Regions from separate parts of the Mus musculus genome. Here region 2 is linked to region 1. The links are chromatin loops, found by intact Hi-C in ENCODE. Cell type or tissue: gastrocnemius. All regions are shown on one strand. Each heading gives the region's core, and the rest is flanking DNA. Links, peaks and the distances in the headings are about the cores only.

Region 1 (10,162 bases), core at 877-8,876:
AAACGCTGGTGGTGGAAAGCAGGACCTTGCACACGCTGGGCAGTGGCTTTACCACAACCTACATCCTCAGTCCACACCTGTACTATGTATGTATCAGAGCAGGGTCTCATTTAGCACAAGCTGACCTCAAGCTTATGACGTCATTAGGTAGCTGAGGATGGCCACAGACTCCCCAGGATTTCCTGTGTGCACCACTATGTTCTGCTTACACCTCTATTTCTGTATTAAGACATTAAGTAACAAATAGGCAGCAGGTCTCTGTGTTGCCTATTCTGAGTGAAACAGTAGATTTCGGGTGGAGGACTGTAACAAACAGGGTTTTTCCCCATCCAACTCTGTGGATTCCCTGAACTCTACATACAGCCCCCAGATGAAGAGCCTGTGAGTGAAAGTGCTGCAAGCCTGTTCTGTGTCACATCAAATCAGAGCCGAGGCCCTGCAGAATAAATTACCCACTCAACTCTGAGTCGAGGGAAACCAAGGGAATAGGCAAGGTAGTTTTTCCCTCCAAAAACCACGATGGGCCATTAGTTGGCAAAGAGCAGCATGCTTCAAAATGAATTCAGAAGGGAGCTCTGAGGCCCTGCAGCACAGCTGGAGTCAGCCTCCAGCAGAAAGCCATGAAACTGACCCAACCCAGAAAGAACACATAAGGAGCTCTGGTTTCTTTGTGAAGGGCTATATAATATACCTCTTAGACCCCCACCCCTCCTGAGCTCCACTACCAGATTAAGCCTCTTTCTGCTATTTGTCTCAGTCTGCTTAACTTCAAAACATGATTTCTTCCCTAAATATGTAATTACACGTATTTACTTTGGGGGGGAGGGGGGAGGGAGCCAGAGGCCAGCATAAGACTTCTTTCCTCTGTCACTCTTCACTTTAATTTTTGAGACGGATTGCTCACTGAATTTGGAGCTGGCCACTTGGACTAGACTGGCCAGCCTGGGAGCCCCGGGGATCCACATGTCTCTGCCTCCCCAGCACTGTGGTTACAGATGCGATCGCATACCTTTTACACAGGTCCACATGCTGGTACAGCAAGCAAGCACTTATTCACTGAACTACCTCCCCCACCCCAGCCCGGTGCTGATTGCTTTTCTGCTATCATGACCATGGATGGATGTGTGCCCATGGGAGTTCTAGCACCATCACTTTAAGACTCATGAAAATCAACAAATATCAAGCTATCTAGAATTGGTTAACTGTGTGTGTTCCACATTTGAGCAAATGAACAGAACAACAGAACAGACCCCCAGAGAGGCTCCTTGGAGACTATTTTGATAGGGCTGAAGAAACAGAGAGGAAGGAACTAAATCAAAAATCACCGAGCCAGTGGGTCAGGAAAAAAGAAAACAAAAAAAAAAAAAACAAAAAGAAAAGAAAAATCACGAGCCTTTAATCAGGGCTCCACTACCTTGAACAGCTTTTAAACCCCAAACCACTTCCCCAACTTTAAAGTGATAGCCAAATTAATACTTCTCAGCTAAAAGGAGCGAACGAGCCAATCATTTCTCCAGCTTCAATTAAGCAGTGGACACAATAAGGACTTGGGACTATGACACGGTAACTGGTTAGAATTAACAAATAATTTAAACTCCACTAACTGGACAGAAAGTGACAACCCCACTACAATCCCACATGGCATTCTCTCCTACTATGCAACCTATGACAAGAATCACCCGTACTTAGATCATCGAGGCCTGAATCAACTTTACAGTTTGCTATCCAAACTTCCTATGTGACATTTTACCATGTGATTCAGAACACAGAAGAAAGGACAATCACCCAGCAGTTAAAATAAAGTCACTGTACTTTCCAATGAAACAAAATAAATATTTTAACAATATCAGAGGCAGTGAGCAGCTTTAGCCTCAAGAATAATTTCATCAAGAAAATTTCCTAGACAGTCTATGCTCACCAATATTGATGTCCCAAAGGACCAGGCATGCACAGTAATGGCACTTTTTTTTTTTTCATTGAAATGCACTTGCTATTTTAAAGGGGACAACATGCTCTCAAGTCCAGTGGGCAGAACTGTGTAAGACTTAGTGAAAATCTAACTAGTTCACTACTTTCCAGGTACTCTTTAGTGTGCTCAATGTTGCAAGAGTCAGAAATCTGAAAGAAAGAAGGGGAGGGGGCAGCAGCCACAATTCAGGCGTACACAAAACCATCTGCTACTCCCATTTTTCTTCCTTAAAGGTCTTCCTTAAGCTGGCAAGAAGCAACATCTCCCCCCCAGCCCCCCACCACGGCAGGGCTCCACTGTTAACCAACTTCAGTTGAAGAAGTGACAACACCAAACATCATTTGCTACTTACTTACTCGGGTTTCTACTTATGTCTTGTTCTACATTAAAATGGAAGTGTTCTGTGGCTACTGGATGATACCCAATGTCCAAACAGTGTTGCCATGTGGTAGCACAGGTAACTGCCCTGCCTGCCTCCAGCTACTAGGTTAGAAACACTAAGCCATCATGGATCCAGGAAAAGCTTTAGTGAAGGATGAAGCAGGTGCTACAGGCAACGGTGTTTACAGAGACACTAAATTACAACTGTCCAGGGTGTAAATTCTTTTCCTGGCTTTGGAGTGTCCTAAACTTTTAGCTATGAACACAAACCTCTCCGGGTTTATTCCACACTGCTCCGAAACGTCTCAACAGATTGCCTCAAAAGGAAATAATGAAATGGCTCTGGCGTAAGTTAATCTTCTTTGTCAAATTCACAGTGTTAAGCATACTCTGAAGCCAGCCACATAAACAAAACCAAACTCCACAAAATTAGGCTGAGCTGAAGTTACATAAGACAGACTAAACTGTGGCTTCCCCCCACCCACCTCCCCACCCCTCCTCTTCCCAGCGAACTCTGACATCTGTCTCTTAAGTGCATGCAATTCCCATGCAGGTGCGGAAGGCGCTCATCTGCTGAGCTTCCAAATAAGCAGTGATCTTTCCAGTACTACCTTCCCCCCCCCACACACACACACAGAAAGGCTTGCAACAAACTGAAGGCTAGGAAACTTTAGATGAGTCTTTAAAAAAAAATTAAGTCGGCACTTACTTCAAGGTAGTAATCAAAACACGTTTCTCAAAGTTCCCAGAGCCTCTGCTTAGGGGTGAGGAGGGGGGCTTCCTCGCGTGCCTCTAAGCCCACCCATCAACACCCGCGTGGGTCTGAATACAGATCTTTCAACAGAGGACAAAAGCGCGGGTTCCCTGGAGCGGCACATCCAAAGGGAAACCAATCCTTTCCCTGCAGCACTACCCAAGTTGCTCCAGCTCCAAGAGTTTCCTGCACTTTCCACCTCCCCCCACCCACACCCTTTTCATTGCCCACTTTACCCTGCTTTAATCCTGCGAAGCCTCCCTCCTGGTTTATTAAGGGTAAACAATAGAAAATGTCACACGGAAACTCAGGAAGTAGATGAAGTCTCTAATTGCTGCCGTTTTAACGATTGTAGATAATTACTATCTTCAAAATGTGATTTTCACCAGCGGAGTGGGAGCCGAGGAGGGCAGGGTGGCGAGCTCCCCGCCGCTGGCAGGGCATCGGCAAGGCCGGGGCCCGAGGGGTGCAGGAGCCCGAGGGGTAAGGAGATCAAGGGGTGCGGAGACTCGAGAATGGAAACCCGGGAGATCCGGGAACCGTTGTTGAGAGGACCCGGGAAAACCAGGACCCGGTCCAGGCCCTCGGCCGAGCTCACTCCCGGCGCAAAAAGCGGAGGCCAACCAGCGGCCCGGGTCACAGACTGGAACAATGCGTAACCCCCGCGGACTGGGCTCTGGGCTCGGAGACAGGGCTCCGCGTTCGCGGTCGTCGGGAAAGAGAAGTCCCCAGTAGCCACTGGCTCCGGGCTTCACCGAGCGACCCCGCGTGGTGCAGGAGCGCCCTCCGGGCCGCGGCAACGAGCACCCCGGGGACCCGGGCCCTCAGGAGCGCATCCCTCTCCCTCCGCGACGCCCCGCCGCCCGCGTCCCCAACTCACCCCAGGACCACCAGCTCCCCGTATTTCACCGGCTCCTTGTTGGGGGCGCTGGGTTCCTCCTGGCCCGGGGAAAACATGGAGCCGCGCTCGGCCGCCGCCGCTGCCGCCTCCGCCGCGATCCCCGCCGAGTCCGCGCCGCCACTACACTCCCATCCCGAAAACGGGGTGAGCGCGCCGGGGAACGGCACGGCGGCGAACGGGGCGCTGGGCGGCCAGTCCCGCGGCTGCTCCGTCGTGGCTGTGCGCGTCGCCCGCCGGCTTCCCCGGAGCTATCCGTACGTTGGCCGCTACGAGCGGGACCCGGCACGGAAAGCGAGCGGCGACCAGAGCCCCGCGGGAGGAGGAGCGCGCGCCGCCGGGGGGCTGAGCGGGCTGGGCAGGTGGGACGGCCGCGCCGCCGCCCGCGTCTCCGCGCTCCCGCGGCCCCCGCCCGCCCGCCCGCCAGCCCCCGCGGCCCGCGAGCGCCCCGTGTTATGTAAACATAGAGTAAAGGGGAAGGCAAGCCCTTAAAGGGGCAGCTCTGTTTTTCTCCTCTCTTCCTCCGAAAAGTTGGAGCGTGGGGGTCTTCGTCCTCAGCCCGGGGATCCGGACCCCGCTTGCGTGAAAGCCAAGCATACTGCCCACCCCCCACCTCCGAGCTCACCATGCTGAGCGCACTGATCTGGGGGTGTCTGCTTTCAAAGCCAAGCCCTTGAGAGGGGGGCTTAAAAAGAGAAAGAATCTGCCCATGGGGGGGGCGCTAATTGAAGGGCTCCCCACCATTTCATGTATCAAGAGAAAGGAGAAAGAACGTGGGGGGGGGGTGAGAAAAGAGAGAGAGAGATGGAGGGAGGAGAGGGAAAGGGGAAAAAGAAAAGTTAAAAGTTACTTTTAATCCCTTATTCACATCTCTGTCCCTTCTTTCAACCCCCTGGGGAATTTAAAAGGAAATTACCTAGGTGGATTTTTTTTTTTTAAATGAAGACAAATGTTCCTTTATTTCCATGGATTAATCAAGGCACTGTTTGTATTTTATGCTTTCTTATGGTGCTGTGTCTTTAAAATATTGTAGGCTGTGATAGTTTTACTGACTGCTGTTTTTCATCATAGAGGAATTTATTATTCTAGCATTTATTAAGCCCTTGCAACATGCTAGAGACGCTACATATTATTGCCTGTCACTGCCTTTCCAGACTGTTAAATATTTAAAGAAATAAATACTGCAAAAGCTACCCAATGTATAAACATCGAGAGTGTGTGTGTGTGTGTGCCCGCGCGCGCGCGCGCGCGCACACACACACACACACACACACACACACACACACACATACACACACGTTTAGGCTATGACTCTAAGTAAGGAGTTAAAAAAGAAATAATTGCATGAGTAACCTTCCATTCTACTGCTCAGCGCCGTGCATGTATCGCTCTCTGACAGGCTATTACTGTAGTGACATGATGCTTTCTGTAATTTTACTTCAGTTAGTAACTGGCTTTTCTTCTTTTAATTGAGGCTTTGGAGATAAATTACTCCAGAATAACAAAAGCCACACTATTGATGAGCCAAAAATAAACTTTATTAGACGATTACCTTATTTCCGCTAATTACAGAAAGTCTATTCTTAGACTAAAGACAACTAGCTATCCGGCTTATTGTACAAATCCTCTGTACTTTTCTCTGTTATGAAAATGTAAAGGTTTAACCAGCAGCCCTTTTTTAGAGAGTTGAGCTCTTTCTCTTCATATGGTGTTGGTAGATTTCTGTATGACGGAGTGTAGTTTTCCTTACTCCCTAGTCCCACTTACTATATCCACTATGCGACTGTCAACAACCCTTTGAATCCCGTCACAGTTACCCATCTCCCTTAATTATAGTACCTCGCTCTGGCATGCGAACTTCCCCCAGTCTGCTCTATTGCTGCTACTGATCTCTAGGCTACAATTACCCCCTTCTCTCCTGGCATGCTGTGCTTTTGTGCTTGCATTACACTGTTCTGGCTCCATTTCTTCCTTGCTGCGCTCTGCATCTGCTGTTAGGGGGATGGAAACAAATATTTATTAACCTCCTTCTAAGTTCCAAACACTAGACTGGGTGCTTCCCATAAGCTGTCCCAGGCTTTGGCAGAGACACTCCATTGCTGGTCAGCTGGTCCAGACACCTCTGCCCTCCACCTGCGAGGGGGGTGGGGGCGCTTCTTTCTCTTCTCTCCCAGCATGCCTTGGGCATGTTGATGGTGTTTAATCGAGTTTGTCTTTATGAAAGTTACTTACAGGTAGTTCTGCTTTCTCTGAGTTTTTATATCTGTGGAGGCTTTGATCTTAGGCAGCTCAGGACTTGTAAGTGTATCGTTTCTGTCAATCACTGTTAGCCTTGCAACCCGGCAGACTGGGAAATCAGTCTGTTGAGGGCCTACAGGAATGCATGCATAGGACCACAGTCGAGGGAATCTGAATGAACAAATGGACCAAATAGGGACTGGTGGCACATCGGTGGTCCTGTGGGCTCTAAAGAGACACTCATCTCTACCTAATTATTGTCCCCTGAGAATGATTGCTCACTCTTACGTATGAAATCAATTTTAAAGTCCCCAATCCTGATTATGCATAAGCTTCTAATATTAAACTATCAGAAATGCATTTGAGCTTTTTGGACTTGTGAGCATAATATCGTTTAATTGTTTGGCTGCCCTTTATATGCAGTGTGGACCCATTGAAACTATAACCACTTTCTAAGTGGTTCCCAAATCCCCCAAGTCTGCTTTTGCTGATTTTAAGGGACGGCCAGATGAGTGAAAATAAATGAATACATCTCAAACGAGATCGAACAGCAGAGCTGTGAGTTTGTGGTGAACTTGACTTGCTCAGAGTCTATGGTCAGCTTTCATCTCTCTCTTCCTGTCCCTTACCTGGCCCGTCCTCTGCTTACAGCGTCAACCAGGAAGAATGTAATCACCTCCATTCCAACTAACACCAGGATTCTGACTGTAACAGGAACGTATCCCCTTCTGAATAATTGTTTTATTAGCTCCAGGCTGGTGGGACAATCTGGCTGTGCCATCTGCCAATCCACTGAGAACCAGGGTGGGGTTGGCTGTCCTTGCTACCCCTCACCAGCCCCTTCTCTTCCCTCCCTGCTGTCTGTCATGCATGTCCCCAAACCACTCCACGAGCCATGTTTTCTGAAAGAGCCCAATATGTACCGGTTTCTCTCCCTGATAGATCTACCTCTTTTGCTTTCAAAGTAGAAGCTTCAGCCAAATGGTCTATGTTTGCTTTGACATACTTTAAATAAAACCAACCATATTTCTAGGATGAAGAGTTTAACTTTTGATCACACCATATTTATGTTTACAACGTCTAAGGGACAAGTATGCGCTTTGAAAAATACATGTTTGGACAATACATGGTTTTGTGTGTGTGAGACATCAGACATTTGACTTTTACACTATACCCTCAGCTGTAGGCATCATGTGTCTTCTTTGCCAGGCATACAGAAAATGTGAGAAAAAAGAAATTTTGAAGGCCATTTTAAAAATCACCCATAAACTTGACTAGGAATAACCCTATTTATTATGATGTATGTTTCCTCCTTAAAACTTATTTTTACATCTTTATTTATTGATCGTGGGGGGGTGGGGGGGGGACGTACATCCTGAACATGTTTCCGGTCATTTGGTAGCAAGTTTGCATACCAAACTGCAGCCCCCCCTTTGTGTTCTAATTGGTTCCCTTTCCTCCTTCTGGTTTGCTTTCGTTTGTTTTGTTTTGTATTTGACATTACTCTAAAGAACTTATTATCCTACTTTTTCCTCATTTAATATCGTATTCTGAGTGGTTCTTTTACTACACGCTCATGATAATCTGGGAGGTGGGGTTGAGCAAAAGTATCAACATCTATTAATCATTCCTCCTTAATAGAATATATTTCAAATTATTTGCTCTGAGAAAGGTATTTGTATCTGTTACTATTTCACTGAAATGGATTCTACAAATAACTACTATATCAAAGGATGTAAACATTCGAAAGACCTTTTGATGTATACTTCCAATGTGTTTTTTGAAATGATCAGGGTCTGCCAATTCACGCTGCAGCCCAGAGTAAAAGGAGAGCCTGCCTCAGGGAATGCTGGGCAGCATCGTTAAATCCTCACTAACTTGATGGGTCATCTTTTTTTATTTGTATTTCTGTGATTACCATTCTGAAGAGTGTCCACTTTTACTTGTATTGTGTAGCAAGAAACACACACGGTGAGACATACCTCCTTGCACTGCTAAGCACACACGGCATGATTGTGCTATTGATTACAAGCAGTGTTCTACCACAGGTTTCCAGAATCTTTCCATCATGCATGACTGACTGGGTTTTTACACCCATTGGGCAGCAGCTTTCTTCTCTTCCCTCCTTCCATAGCTGCTGCTCCACTTCTGGCTTTGATGAACTGATTGCTTTAGATATATCCTGTAAGTGAATCACACCGTAGTTTCCCTCCTGTGACTTGTTTACTATATGTGTCATAATGATCCCGAGACTCATCCATATTGTGGAATGTGATAAGATTTCCTCATCTGGGGCTAAATATTCTATTTTCTTTGCCCATTCCTCATTGATGGACACTGAAGATGGACAATTGATGAACAGTATAGCTAACGCTGCAGTCACTGGGGAAGTTCAAATGTCTCACAAAGATCTTGAGTTTAACTCTTTTTAATAAGTAGACATGGGTTTCTTGGCTCAGGCATCAGTTTTGGAATGGTTTGCCTGTTTTGAGAAGCCACACCATTTTATCTTCCTACCAATATCGTGACTGGGTCCCCATGTCTCCCCATTCCCACCAACACTTACCTCTTGCTTTGTTTTCTTTTCTTTTGTGAAGTGGTCCTAACAAGTATGAGGTGATGTGCGTCCTGATTTCAACTGAAACTCACTGATCCTAGGCATTTATTTTTTGCTCTATCTGTTGATGTCTGGAGATATGTGGACTTTGAGTAAATGTTGACTTAAATCTTAGTCCATTTTCAGTTGGGTTATTTGACTGGGTTTGATGGGCCGTGTTTTGTGTCTTGTTTTTGAAGGAGAGGCATTCTTTATCCATTTTAGATATTAACCTCTGGCCAGATACTCTATTTGCAAACATTTTCTCTCAGAATCGTGGTGAATGGTTGATTGGCTGAGTGTTTCCGTCTGATGCACCCTACCTGCCAGTGTGGCTTTCCTGCCTGTCCTTTTGTCACAGCCAAGAAACAAGGTGAACCCCTCTAAATCCTTCCCACATCCTCTCATATTCTCAGTGTGAGGTCTTGGCAATTTTTGTTCATTTTTTGAAATAGGGTCTCATTTTGTAGCCCTGGCTGGCCTTGAACACACAGAGAATTCCTCTGCCTCCTCAATGCTGGGATTAAAGGTGTGTGACACTGAGTCCCCTGCGCGGCGTGTTCTGAGTGTGAGAAATAAAACCCGGAGCTGTGCACATGTCAGGCAAGTATACCATCCCTGAGATACTGCTTAGCCCTTCTGTTGAAGGTCTTATGTTTAAATATCTTGTATCCATTTTGTTGGTTCTGTAAATGCTGTAAGATGAAGACCCAATTTCATTTCTTTGTGTGTGGACTTATAACTGATCCAATGCCATTTGTTAAAGAAATAATCCTTGGCTTTTGCCTGTCTTGGCACATTTGTCAAAAATTAGTTGACCATATGCATTATGTATTCTTGTGTTTTCAGTTGCTATAATAAAAGATCTGAGACTGGATAATTTGGAGAGAGGAGAGAAGGGGGAGATGAAGGGAAGAAGGGAAGAGGAAATAAAGGAGAGAGGGGAGAAAGACAGAGAGAGAAACAGGGGGAGGGAGAGAAACAGAGACAGAGGGATTGAGAGATTTTGCTCGCTGTTCCAAAGATTCAATACAAAAGCAAGTTTTGCTTGGCTATAATGAGTTTCCTGGTAGATGGCATCATGGCACAATGACAGGAACATAAGAGGCAGAGATCATACAACGAGGCAGGAAGACAGATAATAGGGAAAAGCCAGTTTTAATTTTTTTCTAACAACACCCTCTTATGAGAACTAATGCACTCTGCAATGTCAATTCATTAGCCAACGTTCCATGACTGTAACCAAACTATCAGAGATGAATAAATTCAGAGGAAGAACTGTTTGTGTTGGCTCACGGGTGTAGAGGTCTGAATGCATGATTGCTT
Region 2 (10,162 bases), core at 958-8,957, 49 kb before region 1:
CCCAGTCTCTGCACAAGTGAATCTTCAATCCTTTGTAAGACATCAGAGCTAAGTCGATACAAGTTGCAACAGGCTGCCCAGGAGGCTCAATTACTCAATATTCCGGGTTCTTCGGAATGCTATTAAACTCTAGTGTGTATCTGATGTGAAGTAACAAATTCTTCAATATAAAATATTACAAGGTTTCCTTAGCTTATCTTCCAAATCATCCAGGCACAGCAAAACACCAGGGAGACAGCATCCAACGAGAGCTCCTTCTCCCTAGCTCCTTACATCATCTGTGCAAAATCCGTAAGGTTTTCCTGTAAGTATGGCTCCTGGAAACTATTTTTCATGAATTCTTCTTCAGAACCACAGTAAAGCTTAATATTTTTCAGATGTCACTCCTTCCAGCTGCACGAAATCAACAAAAGCCATCACACCATCTTCAAAGTCCTCCGAATTGCATCTTAAGTAAATCACTGGACCTCTATGTGAAATGGGTGGAGCTTCACTCTTGATGACTCAAATTTTACTGCTTTGGTTTTGTAAGTTTTCCAAAGTGGTTTTTTTTTTCATCTCAGTAAATGTGTTGTGTAATGATTGGAACCATAAATTTAAGCTGACATGATCGTTTCCTACAAGAACTATACTGGAAGTCCTGGTACTCTGTCAGAAAATCATGTGAACTGCACGGCGTGGTCTCAGACAACACTCATTAATAAGGAGCTTTTGCAAGCCGCTGCTTTAACCATATAGAAGCTTACTCGTGCCTGCGTTTTTACCAGGCACAAGATAAGTAGCTTCTCGTTCTAGAAATGACGTGATTTGTTTTACGAGTTTGTACCCAGTAGAGGATCAAGATACATCCAGCTCTGTGGTTCATTACTTCATTATTTTCTTCTCTTATAGGTAAGATATACAAACTTACAGCGCCTAACGGAAAAGCCTTATCAAAACACTGTTGCCTGAACATACTTCACTGAATTAACTAAATCATCTATAATAATTTCATTCATTAATTATTGAACGTCAAACTACCAAACAGAGAGTAGAGTGTGGTGACTCATACATAAAGTCACGAGGCCGAGGCAGGGGGACAGTGAGTTTGGGGCTAGCCTAAACTACACATCATACCCTGTCTTACCAAACCAAACCAAACAAACTATGAACTGAAGGATTATAACAAAATGACTATAAAGGAAACCAAAATCAAGACCATGTAAAGCCAAAGAACTCCAAAGCAGCACCGGTGAACAGTCTGTAGACGCGGAGGAGCTGGTACCTCTCCTGAAGCAGAGCCGCTACACTTCCCAGTGCCACCAAGACACACACTTCAAAAGTGGACCTCGATGAACTCTGCGGATCAGCTCAAGCTACAGAGCGAACACTGAAGATTATATCAGCTTTACCGACTCCCACAGTCACTGTTGATGCTCAGAGTGCTTCATCAACTGCTACAGCTGGACCAACTCATATACACCGCTGCAGTGTGGGTGTGGCTGGTCCCCAAGGCTTATGTGCTGGCAGCATGGTTCCTGATCTAGCTATGCTGAATGGTGGTGCATCTGTAAGAGGGAGGCCACAGGGCGCCACCCTCAGAATGGATGAGTACTGATCTCAGAGAGAAGGTGAGGTAGGGACACTGGGTAAGTTCCTATGAGAACCAGCAATGGGAACAAATAGCTCCGGGATATCTGCTCCATTTCCGGGCTAGTACACGCCCCGGCAGCACTTGACTTGCTCCCACCTGCATTTCCACCAAGCTGTGATAGCCAGGATACAGGTGTAAGCTGCCAGCAGAGTTGAGACAAGCAAATCTCTTCAGAAGGCACCCAGCCTTACTTACATACTCTCTCATAGCAATGGAAAGAGGGTAAAGACACAGATTAAAGAGCAGCCCAGGGCATGCAGTCATATTAATGAGACTTAATCTTAGTCTAAACATTATTCAAATATTGAGAATATTTTCCATTATGAAATACACTGGCGGGGAGGGTGATTTCTAGTTACTTTTGGAAAGTGAAAATACCCCCAAAAAGGACATTTCTATAAAACATAATCTAAGTAAGAAAAAATTATGATGAAGTTTTTTTTCCCTAGCAATGTTACTAATTTTAACATGCAGCTGGTAAAAATATCTGTTATCAGATACTGGTACCATCACTATTTACTGGTGGAATAACAGTATACTAGTCTCCCCACATCATAAAAAGTAAATTCTCAGTTGTATCGTGCCACTCTCTCAGCTTAACATTACCCAACAGTTCCCATTCAGAGAAAGTGAAGTCCTCCAGCTAGGCCCTGATCTCTCTGCATCCCTGGTTGGCTCCACCCCCAACACTTCCCCATCAGCAGCAGCTCAAATGCCCCTGCCTGCCTGGCCACACTGTGCCTTCCTCCCCTCACCTCTAGTACTTCTCCCAGCACAGCTGCATACACACTCACACACAGCCCACACCGGCCGATCAGCTCCGTGCGGATGTGTTTGTTCGAGGCTGTCTATCTGAGACCTGGCACGATGCCTGGCTGTGGAAGGTGCTGGATAAATATTTATTGAATAAATGAATGGGTGAATAAAAGATGAGGCTTTGTGCCTGTGTAACAGATCTGCCAGAAGTAAAACGGGACTTCTGATACTTCTAACCACATTATATTATCAGAGAATACCTGTATCATTCCAAGAGCAAATATGTACACACATACAGATTACACAAATAGAGATTATACCACAACAGCATGGGCTTGCCATCGGAATCTGCCTCAGCTTTAATGCGGGCGTTCATGGGCGACTAAGAGGCCCCAATCTCCCACTGACTTCACCATTGGCACCTTTGTTCTGCCCCAAACATAGAGACAGGGGGAAGACACAAGGACAAAGGGGTCAGGCCAGCCACCAGGTCACTGAAAGGCAGAAAGGAATAAACTGTAGGTCAGCACAAAGAGCAGAGGCAGGGACGAGGAAAGTCAGCAACATCAACAGGGCAGCAGGATGCAGTCATGTCTGATGCCATGGCCGGAAAGACACGGAAAGAATAATAAGGGTGCTTTAGGAGTTGGGAGGTCAGCTCCCCGACACTGCCTGTCCACCAGACGGCTGGCTTACAGACTCAGTTAAATACGTTCATAACTGAACGGAGCCCAGAAGCAGGAAGGCCAAGAGAGCAACTGTAGCAGAAGCGGCACCGTCACACAGACAATGGTGTGCATCTGAGAGGCCCCGGAGGGCAGAGCCTGTGCCTGAGGTCCTGGTCCCTGAAGGGCGGAAACAGATTCAACCCCCTTTCACATTACAAACAATATTCTGTATTTCCCAGTACAAAGCCCTTGAGACAGTGGTACAAAGGCAAGAAGGCTGCAACAGGCCAGTGTTTACGACCCCGCACTCCCACCACACACACCATGCCCCCGTTTCTCTCTCCCTTGGCCATGGCAAGGCCAAGCTGAGCCTACCAGATTCTCTCCTAAAGATGCATACCTTTAGTAGGAAAATGGGATGGTAAATTCAAGTCACTGCAGAGTGACGAACAGCCATGTTAATAACTTCCCTTGGGACATGCATTGTCTTCCAGCAGCATTGGGCTCTCAACGTATACCCTTTCTATCATGGTTTCTCTCCTTCTGTCCCTCCTATTTATTTCTTTAGCTAGAATTTGATTGTAACCAAAATACACTATGGTTTCTGCTTATTACTGTCCATTTGCTTAGCTTGCAAATGAGAATCTACCCAAGGCTCTGAGAAAATACTTTTTTTTCCATATTACAAAGAGGGTTGGGACCTGATGTGCCCAATTCTTAGTACTGTGGGTAATGTGTTTAAGTACAGACTCGCACAACTACTGAGAGATGAATGATTTTAAAATCTTGAAGCAAAATCTAAGCATGTAGGAAAAATAACGAAAGCTACAATGTTCAGTAAGAGAGTCCGGGACAGGAGAAGGAAGAGCCAGCCGCTGAGGCCGTACTCCTCCAGAGCCAGCTACAAGTCTGTCATATTTCATCACAGAATGAGCTTGGATAATCAAAGCAAAATCTCTATTAATGTGTGTGTGTGTGTGTGTGTGTGTGTGTGTGTGTGTGTGTGTGTGTGTGTGTGTGTTTCTTAGGGAGCAAACTCAGGGCCCTGCACACGCTAGGCAAGTCCTCTATCACTATGCTCCAGCCCCAGCTTTCTGTGGCTTTTGTCAGCCATTTGAATAACATGAAACTCCCGATTTCAAAAGGAAATAATGGGTGCAGGATGTGAAGCTCCCAAAGAATGAATAAAAATGTTACATTGAAAAAGAAGGAAATAACCAACAGCGCAGACCCAAAACAAGACAAGGAAGTTGTCTACGGCTCTACACAATTAAAAGGACCATATTTGTACTGCAAGAATACTTTTGGCACTCATCGTGTGCTCTCAAGCATGTCTCTTGTCTTCCTTCTTCAAACACTCTGACGCATCCTGCACAGGATCCTGTGCTCCATGCCCAGCAGATGGCGCTGTTTAGGGAGCTTGCAGGACCCGGGAAGGGAGGCAGGGCTGGTTGGGAGTCAACTGGAGGCCTTCCTATGTGTTCTGCTCCTTCCCAGTACCATCTCTGCCTCCTGGTTTCACCATATAGTAAAATGATGTTGTTGCAAGATCTACCCACCAGGGACCGAGCCACTTGGCCACTGTGCCTTCACTGCCACCATAACTGGCATCTCCTGAAACAGCCACAATCAACCAACGTGTCAGGCATTTTGTTGGGGGTCGGTTGGGGAAGGAACTAAGACAGACTGTTCTCGTGTCCTTGGCCACCCAAGAGCTTGCTGCTATTGCCTCTCTTCTGATTCTTCAGGTCCTGTTGAAGCCAGATTTACTATAAATGCCATGTCATCTCCCAGTCTTCACAGTTGCTCTCTGTAGCCAACCTTGCCCACTTGACACAACCCTTTTTGGTTCCTGTTGTCTTCTTTTTTGCTCATCTGTCACTATTAGCAGGCCACCAAAGCTCGTACATTCTATCAGAGCCTCTCTGAGGCCCTGTGTCAGGGACTCTTAACCAGCCAAGTGTTCACAGGCTGGTCACAGTTAACGCTCTGGGTGAACACTACACTTGACTCCAAGGAAGCGTAATGTTCTCTGAAGGCTGTTGTTCAGTAAAAACAGATCAGTGCTTGACTTGCCCAGATTGTTCAAAGCCATAATCACAAACACATCCAGAAACCCCATAAGAAACATTGCACATTAATACATTATTATAAAGGCAGGTGTTGTATAGTAAATAGTTGATTTCATTGAAAGAAAACTTGCCATAAGTTTAACACGTAAAACCAGTCATAGTGTAATATTAGTGTAATAACTTGCCAAACCAGATTGGAAACTGAAGATATTTCTCTTGCTTATGTATCAGAGGACACATGATTTAATCCTTTAAAATAATTAACATTTCATTTACTTCAAACTTTGTCTTAGGAACTGTCTTAATGCTGTGAAGAGACACCGTGACCAAGGCAACTTATAAAAATGCACTTGGTGGTCTGTTTACAGTTTGAGAGGGTTGCTAGTCCATGGCCATCATGGAGGAAGCTATCAGGCGCAACATGGGAGCAGCAGTTGAGAGCTTTAGATCCTGATCTGCAGGCAGCAACCACAGATGAGAAAACAGGCCTGGCATGAGTCTTTTGAAACCTCAAAGCCAACCCTCAGTGACACACCTCCTCCACACCTTCTAATCCTCCCTAAGCAGTACCACAACTGGGGACCAAGTTCAAATATATGAACCTAAGGGTGTTATTCTTATTCAAACCACAACAAACTTACTGGGGAGAAATAAGCACTGTGAACATACTATGCCACTTAGATCTGAGTGCTTCACATTGTGGTAATCACGCACACTCAATCCCCAGTAATGTGTAGACAGTGTAGCAACACGCTACATCAACTCACAGAAGGAAAATAACAGATCCTTGGGAAGTTTAGCTGCCGATCTAATGCAAAAATTCTTTAAGATAAAAAGCATCACAGAGCTTCCAAACACAGCTGTAACCTGATGAATGTTTCCTAAAACAAAACAGCAGATGGACTTCCGACGTCCCCTGCCCACCCCTCCCACCAGCCATCCTGCAATGTCCCCAGATATGTTTGAGCCTTGGGGAGTGGGAAGAGGGATGCTGTGGGGACCTAACGGGTCAAGGTCAAGATTGCTGCTAAACATCTCACAGGGCATAGCACAGCTCTCCACAAACATTCCCCAACCTCATGGACTTGAGACGCTCTGTCCTACATAAAAAAAAAAGTCAAGAGGAAATAGCAGCTGACAAGAAATATGGGCATCACCATTTGCCTCAACCACATACCTTGGACGCCTGTGGTGTGGAGACCATGTGGATTGTGCTGGGTTTGACACCACTGGCGTAGGTCCGCTTATAGAGGGCAAATCTGCTTTTCCTCCTGCCCCTGTCACCATTAGGTAAAGCACCATTGTACCTAAAGTAGAGACAACAAAAGCGTTCAGTTGCTTGTAAGTTTTAAAAGCATTAGGTGTGAGCATTAGTGCAAGAGGGCAGGAATAGCCAGAAAGCTGCTCACTGAGCCCCCACAGGAGGAGAGGGTTGTGAGCAGACTTCAGCTGCAATAAAGCCCAAATCGCTTCCAGAGACTTCATTTAAGAGTGATGGACACGCAATTATAGGTTTCCTATTCTATAAAGATGGACTCTTTAAATCTTCCTCCGAAGAGACAAGGGTCTAACTAAGCAAATGAGCATCCTGTAGAGGCTGTATGAACGCTGGCTGGATTCAGCTAGAGCCATTCTAACAGACCTCAGAAAAACACTTGAGAAATATTTTAAATGAACTAGTTAGGAAAGAGTATGCTAATTAAGCCTCATCTCTTACTTTCAAATCATGTTAATGCTTTCTGTAAGATCTTTATTCGCAAAAACACTAAATTTAGTTACTTTCTTCAGAGTTTTGAATCCTGTATGCATTCTCATTTGTTTGAATCCTATACGGCTAGGTTAACAGAAAAAAAAATACAACTTGTACAAATTATACATGAGTTTTACCCAGCTCTAAAAAAAAACTTGGAAAGTAAACAAGTCCTGAGGTAGACTGCTTATATTTATTTAGCTAATGCCAGAGTTTCAAGGAATTTGGGATTACAGCTGACAATTTGGTTTCAACTGCGTGCACTAACCATGGCTTAACTACTAATCTCTGAATGTTTTAACCAGCATCCCATGTGGCCATGAGCATTTGACTAAGACTCTTTGCTGGCACCATGGCAGAACTTCCTCCCAAGAGAAGATGTGGAAGAGAATCGTATAAAATTTACTAGGATAAACACAGCTGCTCTTAGGCCCTCTGAGAACAGCAAAGAGAAGGGCCACAGGTCTGGGGGCCTGTGCCTACTCTGTCTTACCCAATAGACCCTTGGCTTGACTCCTCCCACTTTGTACAGAAGAGAGGTGTGGTGGAGGTGTAGGGTAAGGCCCCTGGGAACTGAGCACGTTGGAACAAAGGGGTCTGGGTGTGTTTATAAGGGCTGAGCCAATGGCCCTACCAGACAGGGGTTTTACATCACCCCGAAGATATTAGTCCTGTGCCTGTCATCTGTTTCCATGCCCACCCCAGCAGAATTCCAGCTACCCAAGGATGTCTCCATGCTAAAGGAAAAATTGTTTCAAGTCTTAGGAGTCTCTTTTTCCCTCAAGCAAGATTTATTTAAAAAAAAAAAATGTACATTTTGCCTAAGTCTGCAATCACTAGTATCAAGTACTCACAAGTAAACAATCACCATAGACTTACTTGAATATATTCTGATGCCACTTAACTCGGGATTAGCAGCATATATATATATATATATATACATATATATATATATATATATATATATATGGAAATACGTAAACCAATTAAAGGCAAGATAGTCAACAAGTTGGAGAGGTGTTTTCACTGCTATGGAGGAGACAAACTATGAGGTCTGTCAAGGTTTCTCATGTCATACAGTGTCCTCACTGGGACACTCCCAGTCAGGGGCGCCCAGCCTGGGCACTGTGCCACAGGCAGTGTGGCTCTCTGCTCAAAACTGCATTCCCTTCTTCCAAACCCGGCCCTCCCCTCCCAGTACCACTCCCTGGCTGGGTAAGATGGGACTGCCAGCATCTTCCTCTGTCCCTATCCCCCTTACATCTAGTCCAATTCGGTCAACAACATCCTCGTCCTAGGACACGTAAAACCGGGGCAAGGGACAACTAACCATTTTCGGTGAGAGGCCCGAGCAACACAGACACAGAGCTGTGGGAAAGTCACATTCTGGCTAAAGCAAAAAGCAGGGGGAAACAGACTCCATAAGAGCTGTTATGGACTCTGATGCTCTTCTAACCCTCAATTCATGAGAGGCCGTTTCACAGCCTCAAAGCTCCATTCAGCACAAAGGGAAGGGGTCAGAAATGCCAGCACATGCAGAAACAATTTAACTTATACTGCCTGGGTTCGTGCATAGATGCACAGATACTGAGGTTAAACAAATACAGCAATGCATGCATAGACTGCCTTCTTATTGCATCCAGACAATGAATGGCAAGTGCAAAGTCCTAGTGGAAGCAAGACAGTGAAGGGCAAGCAATGGCAAGAGATAAGTCGAGTTTCTCATCAGATTAAGTGCCTCAGCCTACACTCAGTGTTTATCAGCATCCTGCCTTCACAAGAAGCAAACGCAGTGGGGTTAGAAACACATGGGACGGGCTGTCGAGATGGCTCAGTGGTTAAGAGCGCCGACTGCTCTTCCGAAGGGTCCCGAGTTCAAATCCCAGCAACCACATGGTGGTTCACAACCATCCCTAACGAAATCTGATGCCCTCTTCTGGAGTATCTGAGGACAGATATAGTGTACTTACATATAATAAATAAATAAATCTTAAAAAAAAAAAGAAGAAGAAGAAGAAACACACAGAACAAGGGAAAGCACTCTGGAGTTGTCGTGAATCCAAGCCAGAGATTAGAGGTAGAACACACACAGAGAAAGAAGATTCATCGAGCCCCAAGTTCTGAGTTCCATTAGGGTAAAGGCTGTGGGAAGGAGGGAAGAGCAGACAGGGTGAGACTGCAAGAGCAGGGTACTGCAGGAGAAGTACCTGGGTAACAAGGAGTCTGGGAGGATATGCTCAGTTAGTGTGACAGGACCAACGAAGTACACAAGGAAGGTACACAGGTCAGCAGGAGCTCACATGGGCCGTGCAAGGGATCGGTGCAGAGCACTGTCCCTGCCTGAGGGGCAGGGAGGAGATGGATGCTGCCTCCCCCAAAAAGATACGAGCACATCCTGGAGTCTGTGCATGGACCTTTCAGAAAAAGGCCAAGGCTCTCAAGATGAAGTCGTGTTAAACGGTTAGTGCGACCTAATTCTAATAACAAGCACCTTTAAGAGGCACTCTGAGACAGAGGAAGGGACCACGCAAAGATGGAGGGGGGCCCATAATACACAAGCACACTCAGGAATTCCTGAAGCCACCTAGAGCCGGAAGAAACCAGGAAGGCTCTTCCCTGGAGCCATCAGAGGGCACAGGGTCCCGCCCACACCTTGATCTCAGCCTTAAGCCTGCCAGGACTGTGAAAATGTAAACACCTGTTGTTCTAAGCTATCGAGTAGGTGTTCATTTGTTATATGAGCCCAGGAAATTCCACAGGCTGGATCAAAGCAAAATGGTGAGAATGGGCCAGGGCATGATAAAGATGTGGCATTAAAAAAAAAAAAATCAGCGTCACTGGAAATCTTATGAAAATACAGAAAGCTACACTCCAGACATTCTAATGCAGTACACGGCTCCAGGTCCACAGGACCTGTGTGACACTCCACGGGATGTACTTGTGTAGGAGGAAAATTCAAAACAATTCAACAGTATGGACATAGAAAGGAAAATTCGGAGAGGTTCTGGCCTGGCCAGGGTGAGGGCACTTCTAAAACCAGTACTGGAGTTACAGACGACAAGCAGAGGACAGCTGCCACGGGTCCTGTTGGATATTCACATCTCTCCGGCGCTGGAAAGGCTTTCCCTAGGAGGACTCCTTTGTAAACTTTGTATACTTTGTAAACTTTATTATCCCTCAAGGCAGGAAAGTATCCAGCCCCCACCCCTCCACCCCTCCACCCCCACCCTAACCCACACACAAGCTCCGGCAGCCAGGTCCCTCCCCAAGACCTCCCTAACTG

The links. Hi-C counts contacts between places; a loop is a spot of excess contacts. Peaks named below come from ENCODE experiments on the same cell type or tissue, not always from the same donor. Only the 100,000 strongest peaks of a DNase experiment are listed, where the experiment ranks them.
Region 2: a loop joins it to region 1, with 2.2 times the contacts of the local background. A loop is called at or near these places in 4 of 42 quality-filtered maps.

What each region holds. Positions count from the first base shown.
Region 1 is chr14:48,115,056-48,125,217 of GRCm38, reverse strand. Peli2 (pellino 2) reads right to left here and starts at 4,349. Exons shown (of 6, transcript NM_033602.2): 1 at 3,985-4,349. The coding sequence starts at 4,061. In gastrocnemius, for the core only: a CTCF peak has its summit at 3,881; DNase peaks (open chromatin) are centred at 3,815, 4,377, 6,016, 7,029 and 2 more places; H3K4me3 peaks cover 4,141 bases; H3K27ac peaks cover 4,588 bases.
Region 2 is chr14:48,164,471-48,174,632 of GRCm38, reverse strand. Peli2 (pellino 2) reads right to left here. Exons shown (of 6, transcript NM_033602.2): 2 at 6,307-6,436. Among named protein-coding and RNA genes, the nearest start is that of Gm52144, 36 kb to the left of the region's middle. In gastrocnemius, for the core only: a CTCF peak has its summit at 4,456 (motif pointing right); DNase peaks (open chromatin) are centred at 2,429, 4,472 and 8,015.